Linked DNA regions of Homo sapiens: region 1 is linked to region 2. A link is an interaction called in ENCODE POLR2A ChIA-PET data of the cell type or tissue named here. Cell type or tissue: CD4-positive, alpha-beta T cell. All regions are shown on one strand. Region 1 overlaps ZNF14 (zinc finger protein 14). Region 2 overlaps GMIP (GEM interacting protein).

Region 1 (4,000 bases), 92 kb after region 2:
TAATTAATATAAAACATAGGATTGACACAAATAGACTAAAATAGTTAATTTTTTTCTTTTTTTGTAGTGATGGGGTCTCCCTATGTTGCTGGTCTCAAGTCATCCTCCCGCCTTGACCTTCCGAAGTGCTGGGATTATAGGTGTGAGGCAATGCACGCAGCCTAAAATATTTTAGAATATAAAAGGGATATAACAGATACAACAACTACTACTACTACTACTTCTGTTCCTACCACTCCTACTAAAGCCACCGTAAAAATTCCTGAGCCTCGAATACATAGATATCCAACAATGCCAACTCATACCTAAAATCACACGATTACCAGAACACACTCCACATGTACTTGATGAAAATATATTCTTTTTTGAACAACTGCCAGAAAAATCAAGGGACTAATAATATGTAGTCTCAGACCATTTGAAATGAATGCCTAAAGAGTTTCTACACACACATCCAATCAATGCATCTTTATAGACGCTTGGCATGTATTCCCAAACACCCCTTAGAAGACCACATAAATGCGACTCAACCAATGTATGTAGCTATAATCAAGCATTCAATAACATCTCAAACCAATGGACAGCACACATAATAATAGAAAAATGCTACCAGAAACAGACATGCCAATCCAAACAGATCATTACCCAGCCTGGCCATCATGGTGAAACTCCGTCTCTACTAAAAATACAAAAATTAGCTGGCATGGTGGCTCATGCCTATAATCCCAGCCACTCGGGAGGCTGAGGCAGGAGAATCGCTTGAACCTGGGATGTGGAGGTTGCAGTGAGCCAAGATCGCACCATTGCACTCCAGCCTGGGCAACACAGTGAGACTCTTGTCTCAAACAAAACAAAACAAAACAAACAAAAAAACACAACAACAAAACAAAACAGATCATTAGATAAAAGCAATCTGTCAGACCAAACACCAATCCCAGTACCACAGTCAAACCATATACTGGGGCCAGGTGCAGAGGCTCATGCCTGTAATCCCAGCACTTTGAGAGGCCGTGGTGGGTGGATCACAAGGTCAGGAGTTCAAGACCAGCCTGGCCAACATGGTGAAATCCCGACTCTAATAAAAATACAAAAAGTAGCCAGGCATGGTGGCAGGCACCTGTAATCCCAGCTACTCAGGAGGCTGAGGCAGGAGAATCACTTGAAACTGGAAGGCAGAGGTTGCAGTGAGCCAAGATCGAGCCACTGCACTCCAGACTGTGCGAAAGTGCGAAACTCCGTCTCAAAAAAAAAAAAAAAAAAAAACATATACTGGAAGAACTAACATGACAAGCTTAAATATGATATATACTCCTATGAGTCATTTGTTGATACTTGATGTGAATTCTGGTACCAATCTGAACTCGAAGGAAGTAAAGATTATGATTACAAAGCAGATCTAAAAGATGGTACAACACCAGACACAGCTATCACACCAATCATTCATATTACATATACCCAACTTTCAGACCTCCACGGGAAAAAATACCAATGCCACTGGGATACCCATTGGACTGTGATATATAATAGAAGAGGATAAGACATACTATAATGATTCTCTAACTTTCCACTTTTGAGAAATTTTGCCTTCCAACCTTGTTATAATTATGCCAAAAGTCAAACTTATTTGACAGAACCACAATTCTTTGACAGAACTAAAAAAATCCTCATAGTAGAATTAGATTGGAAACAAAGATTACACCCAGTAATCTTTTCCCCCCGACAAGACGGAGTCTTGCTCTGTTGCCCAGGCTGGAGTACAGTGGCGTGATCTCAGCTCGCCGCAACCTCCGCCTCCCAGGTTCAAGCGATTCTCCTGCCTCAGCCTCCCAAGTAGCTGGGATTAAAGGCACCCACCACCACACCCAGCTAATTTTTGTATTTTTTAGTAGAGACAGTGTTTTACCATGTTGGCCAGGCTGGTCTGGAACTCCTAACCTCGTGATCCACCCACCTTGGCCTCCCAAAGTGCTGGGATTACAGGTGTGAGCCATTGTGCCTGGCCCACCCAATAATCTTAACTGATCCTCATCACTTTACACACACAACTTTTTTTTTTTTTTTTGAGGCAGTCTTCCTCTGTCATCCAGGCTGGAGTGCAATGGCGCAATCTCAGCTCGCTGCAACCTCAGCCTCCTGGGTTCAAGCAATTCTCCTGCCTCAGCCTCCCGAGTAGCTGGAATTATAGGCGCCAGCCCCCACATCCAGCTAATTTTTTGTATTTTCAGGAGAGACAAAGTTTCACCACGTTGGCCAGGCTGGTCTCGAACTCCTGACTCAGGTGATTCACTCATCTCGGTTTCTCAAAGTGCTGGGATTACAGGCATGAGCCACCACACCTGGGCCTACACACACGACTTCTGAAACACATGCTAAAACAACAGAAGATTATGTAGACAGAGTTGTCCTAAATATACTTGTTTTCAAGGGTACCAATTAAACACCACAACTGAGAAACTTATAAAAAAAAATGTACAGAATCACCCAATGAGACACATATTTTAAGGGATGACCAACATTAATATGCTTCCACCTTAACATATATTAGAGCTGTATTTCATCATCCTACAGGTGAAAAACCTTACCCTCACCCATTTTTCAATATAATTTACTAAAATGGCTACATATACCTAGACCGATAAGCTTTACAAATCAAACTGAATGAACAGACACAGCACCATTCAGAATGTGACATAATTCAACACATACTAAATTCACATTCGTGGCAAGCTTGGCTACAATATATGCAAACTACCTTTATTTATTTAGTTAGTTTTTTTTGAGACAGAGTCTCAAGGCTGGAGTGCAGTGGCATTAGCTCACTGCAACCTCTGCCTCCTGGGTTCAAGCAATTCTAATTCTCCTGCCTCAACCTCCTGAGTAGCTGAGATTACAGGTGTGTGCCACCAGGCTCGGCTAATTTTTTTTTGTATTTTTAGTAGAGATGGATTTCACTATGTTGGTCAGGGTGGTCTTGAACTCCTTACCTCAGGTGATCCGCCCGCCTCGGCCTCCCAAAGTGCTGGGATTACAGGCGTGACCCACCGTGCCCAGCCCGCAGTTTTATTTAAGGGCAGGGTTTGATTTTAAACACAAACTTAACTCCCACATGTCAACTACCACTTTCATACTCTCCTCTATCTCACAGACAATGAAATACAATCAATGATGACTCATATAAATGACCTCACAGAATATCAAAAGGTGTTTAATTACAGTATCAATTACAAGGTAGGCATCTTAAAAACCAATCTATTTACATTAATAAACTTGACGGTGAAAGACTGACTGCAAACCCAATGTACTAAGCGAAGTACTTATACTAACTCAGACTTGGAATAACATAAGAAATCCAATACAGGCCGGGCGCAGTGGCTCATGCCTGTAATCCCAGCACTTTGGGAAGCTGAGGCGGGCGGATCACCTGAGGTTGGGAGTTCGAGACCAGCTTGATTAACATGGAGAAACCCTGTCTCTACTAAAAATACAAAATTAGCTGGGCGTGGTGGCGCATGCCTGTAATCCCAGCTACTAGGGAGGCTGAGGAAGGAGAATCGCTTGAACCTGGAAGGCGGAGGTTGCGGTGAGCCGAGATCACCCCATTGCACTCCAGCCTGGGCAACAAGAGTGAAACTCCATCTCAAAAGAAGAAAGAAAATATAAAAAAAGAAACCCAATACAATCAGGAAAATTATTTACAAAACACTGGCATAAAGCAGCTGTAGTTCAACTGGATACATCCAAACCATCAGGATGTGAAGATTCAAGGTCACGTATATTAAGCCTACTTGAATTAAGATGAGGAGACTCACAACTAGCTTTTGACCCAAGTACACAGACAGATAAAAGATATAATCTACAAATAACCACCTTAGAAAAACCATTATTTATTGATTATTTTATACAAAAATAATTAGTATTCCAATTCTGAAAAACTATATACTACACCTTTCAGGATAGGGTACCCAAACTAGATATGGTACCCAAACTGACATATCAGCAT
Region 2 (4,000 bases):
CATGGGAGACATCAGGTTAGGGTGGGTCCCAGGGGCAGAAAGGCTGTAGGAATCTCAGGTCAGGGAGATGATCAAGGGTCAGCAAAGGTCATTTGGTCATTAACCCAGGCCACACCTCCTCACACTCCGTCCCGCTGACCATGAAGGCTTCGCACTCGCGGCACTTGGCTGGGCCCCGCAGTCGCCGCAGCTGGTGGGTCTGAGCCGCGCTGGACAGTGTCCACTTCCCGAAGGGGCTGCCCAGCCCATTCTCCAGCCCGTCTCCCAGGTCTGCAGGGAGACAGGGTCAGGAGTGCCTGGTGCCCTGCCCTGTCCCATCCTGACCTACCCTGCTTCAGCCTCACCAGGGTCTCGCTCCTCAAAGTCATCTGAGGACTCAGTGCCTGTGGACGAAGCCTTCACCAGCTGCCTCGTGCCAGCGCCTGGGGTCAGAGGAATCATGGGAGATTCCTGGGCTATGGGAGGCACTCCTGGTTTTTAGGGCTTCCAGAACCACCCACTAATTCCCAAGGGGTCAGAGGTCAGGAGGGGGATTGGACAGGTCAGTGGTTAAGGGTTGGAGAATTGGGTCAGCAACCTGAGGGGGGTGGTTCATAAGCTGGATCAAGAGGTTGAGGAAATAGGCCGGGCGCAGTGGCTCACACCTGTAATCCCAGCACTTTGGGAAGCTGAGGCAGGAGGATCACATGAGGCAAGGAGTTTGACACCAGCCTGGCCAACATGGCAAAACCTTGTCTCTACTAAAAATACAAACATTAACCAGGCATGGTGGCAGGCACCTGTAGTCCCAGCTACTCGGGAGGCTGAGGCACGAGAATCGCTTGAACCTGGGAGGCGGAGGTTGCAGTGAGCCAAGATCGTACCACTGCGCTCCAGCCTGGGCAACAGAGCAAGACTCTGTCTCAAAAAAAAAAAAAAGAAAGAAAGAAAAGAAAAGAAAAGGCCGGGCGTGGTGGCACACACCTGTAATCCCTGCACTTTGGGAGACCGAGGCAGGTGGATCACCTGAGGTCAGGAGTTCGAGATCAGCCTGGCCAACATGGTGAAACCCCGTCTCTACTAAAAAATACAAAAATCAGCCGGCGTGGTAGTGCACACCTGTAATCCCAGCTACTCCAGAGGCTGAGACAGGAGAATCGCTTGAATCTGGGAGGTGGAGGTTGCAGTGAGCCGAGATCACGCCACTGCACTCCAGGCTGGGCGACAGAATGAGACTGTCTCAAATAAACAAACAAATAAATAAATAAATAATTTTTAAAAAGGTAAAAAAAGAGGTTGAGGAAATAGGTCAGGGGTGTGGGGTAGGTCAGAGGTCAAAGATAGTTAAAGATTGAGGGTCAGAGCTTGGCCAGGGGCTGGAGGATGGTCACAGGTGGAGTGTGGGTCAGGACCAGGTCCTATCCCTACCTGGGCTGGAAGTGGGTGAGTCCAGGGACCGAGACTCGCTGCCGCCACCCACGCTGTCCACATCGCTGCCCGGAGTGGGGCCTGGAGTCCCTAGGTGGCACAGGTCAATAAGGATGGTCCCCTGCTCACAAACCCCACTCCTGCAGCCCACCTATGTGTTGGTGGAACGAACTCCTGGCACCACTCCCACCTGGCCCTCATTGCACTCACCTTGCCAGCGCCAGCCTGTGCCCGGATCCTCCCAAGGGCCTGGCTCAGCTGAATTCTCATCCAGCCTTGGAGGAAGAGGCCCAGAGAGCTTCTTTCTGATGTCCAGAGGGGAGCTGAGAAGACAGAAGTTTGAAGGTTTGAATCCCAGGAAACTGGCCTGGGGTGATGGCACCCAGGCATCATGTCTAGGTACCAACTCCAAGCACTTGGGTCTGCAAACCCTGACACCCAGGGCATTGTGGCCCCTGAAATACAGTAGCCCCACATTCCTGCCCCTGCCCCTAGGACTGGGACAACCCATTCACCCTCCTATGGCCCCCGAGAGCCTGGAGTACTAAATTCCACTAAGGCTTTGCGTTCTCTAACCTCGAGTAACCAGCCTGCGGTGCCAACAGCCTGGCATCGCGATTCCGGGGCTCGTTCCCGACTCCCTGCTCCAGTGACCCACCTGTTCAAGGAGGGAAGGAACTCCTGGAAGGAGAAGGCGGGCGGCGGGGGCGGCGGGGCCTCGGGCCGCAGCGCCCGTACAAACTCCTGGTAGCGCTGGCCCGGCTCAAAGGGCGCACAGCACTCGGCCAGGGCGGCGAAGGCGCGGGGGCCACGCTCTGCCTGCGCCCCCCGCAGCCCGAAGAGACTCAGCGTCACCTGCCGGGTGGAGACAGCAGGTTGGGGAGGGGCGGAGCCTGGGAGCCTGGGGGCAGGGCCAGAGCTGGGGCGGGGCTTGAGAGACGCGAACGTGGTCAGGGTTTGGGACGCACCTGGGCGGCTTAGGAACTAGGGCAGTCGGCCAGGGGACCCAGGCATGGTCAGAGCAGGGGCTGGTCATCCAGGGGACAGGACCTCATGGGGCGGAGCCGAGACAGTGGGTCTGGGGGCGGGAACTGGCTGTCGAGGGAAATGGCCTAGTCCTGGTGTCTCCAGGGTGGCTTAGGGGCGAGGAGTGGGGCACTCAGTCGGGGCCCCAACGGGGTGAGGGGAGGATGGCCTTGGGGATGGGCCTCACCCGCCTCAGCACTTCATCCCCCTGAAACACCAGCTTGCGCACGTGCGACACGATTCGCTGCTTGGCGATCTCCAGGTCCTGCTGCCGCGCGTTGGCCTCGCGGACACAGGCCTGGTACAGCGCCTCGGCCTCCTGCGCCTGGGGAAACGGGAGGCCAGGAGCGGGGTGGGGCGCGTGTGGGCGAGAGTGGAGGGCAGGGGGCGCCACAGCGCTACAGGGGCTCGGGGCCGGGTGCCCACCTTGGCCTGGGCCTCCTCTCGCGAGCGCCGCCGCCGCTCCTGCTGCTTGCTAGGTCCCGGCGAGGCCTGGGGGGCCGAGTCCTCAGGGGACCCCTGGGAGCGTGCCCGCAGGTCCTCGCTGCGTTGCACATACTGCAGCTGGGCGCGCCGCAGTGCCTGCACCGCCTCATTCTGGGGGATGATGAGAAGGTCAGCGTCCCGGCCTCTCTCTCACCCTACCCTTCCACCAATTCCAAGCCTCACCATCCGCTTCTGCTCCTTCATCCACTGCTCCTTGAACTCCTTCCGCCACTTCTCAATCTCAGTCCGTTTGGCGGCGAGGGGCTGGCAAGGGTTGGGGATGGGGATGGAGACGCTGCCTTAGGGCCAACCCAGAAGCAGCCACCCAGTCCTTCCATTCCTGCGCCATGTGCTTTGCCACCTCTGGACTCTATTTTTTTTTTTTTCGAGACGGAGTTTTGCTCTTGTTGCCCAGGTTGGAGTGCAAGTGGGCAATCATGGCTCACTGCAGCATTGAACTTGAACTCTTGAGTTCAAGCAATCCTCCAGCCTCAGCCTCTCAGTAGCTAGGACTACAGGCATGTGCACTAGGCCTAGTTAATTTAAAAAACAATTTCTTCTTTTTTTTTTTTTTTTTGGTTGGCCAGGTGTAGTGGCTCATGCCTTTAATCCCAGCACTTGGGAGGCCAAAGTGGGCAGATCACCTGAGGCCAGGAGTTCAAGACCAGCCTGACCAACATGGTGAAACCCCGTCTCTACAAAAATACAAAAATTATAAAGATGTGATGGCACACTCCTATAGTCCCACCTACTCGGGAGGCTGAGGCAGGAGAATCACTTGAACCCGGGAGGCAGAGGTTGCAGTGAGCTGAGATCATGCCACTGCACTCCAGCCTGGATGATAAAGTGAGACTCTGTCTCAAAAAAAAAAATAAATAAATAAATTTTTTTTGGTAGATAAAGACAGGGATCTCACTATGTTGCCCAGGTTAGTCTCGAACTCCTGGCCTCAAGCAATCCTCCACCCTCAGCCTCCTAGTAGCTAGCACTGCAGACATGTGCACCAGGCCCAGCTAATTAAAAAACTTTTTTTTTTTTTTTGTAGAGACAGGGGGTCTCACTATGTTGCCCAGGTTGGTCT

Evidence for each region. ChIA-PET counts read pairs that join two places held together with the same protein. Peaks named below come from ENCODE experiments on the same cell type or tissue, not always from the same donor. Only the 100,000 strongest peaks of a DNase experiment are listed, where the experiment ranks them.
Region 1: POLR2A ChIA-PET joins it to region 2 with 5 read pairs; 4 of 35 experiments call an interaction of 5 or more read pairs at or near these places.

Annotation. Positions count from the first base shown.
Region 1 is chr19:19,727,274-19,731,273 of GRCh38, forward strand. The region is part of intron 1 of ZNF14 (zinc finger protein 14); the gene reads right to left. Among named protein-coding and RNA genes, the nearest start is that of ZNF14, 3.8 kb to the right of the region's middle. In CD4-positive, alpha-beta T cell, no CTCF peak of the experiment used is centred here; no DNase peak of the experiment used is centred here.
Region 2 is chr19:19,635,300-19,639,299 of GRCh38, forward strand. GMIP (GEM interacting protein) reads right to left here. Exons shown (of 21, transcript NM_016573.4): 8 at 3,103-3,183; 9 at 2,860-3,030; 10 at 2,621-2,758; 11 at 2,066-2,262; 12 at 1,618-1,730; 13 at 1,408-1,497; 14 at 345-422; 15 at 116-270. Among named protein-coding and RNA genes, the nearest start is that of GMIP, 6.4 kb to the right of the region's middle. In CD4-positive, alpha-beta T cell, no CTCF peak of the experiment used is centred here; a DNase peak (open chromatin) is centred at 2,345.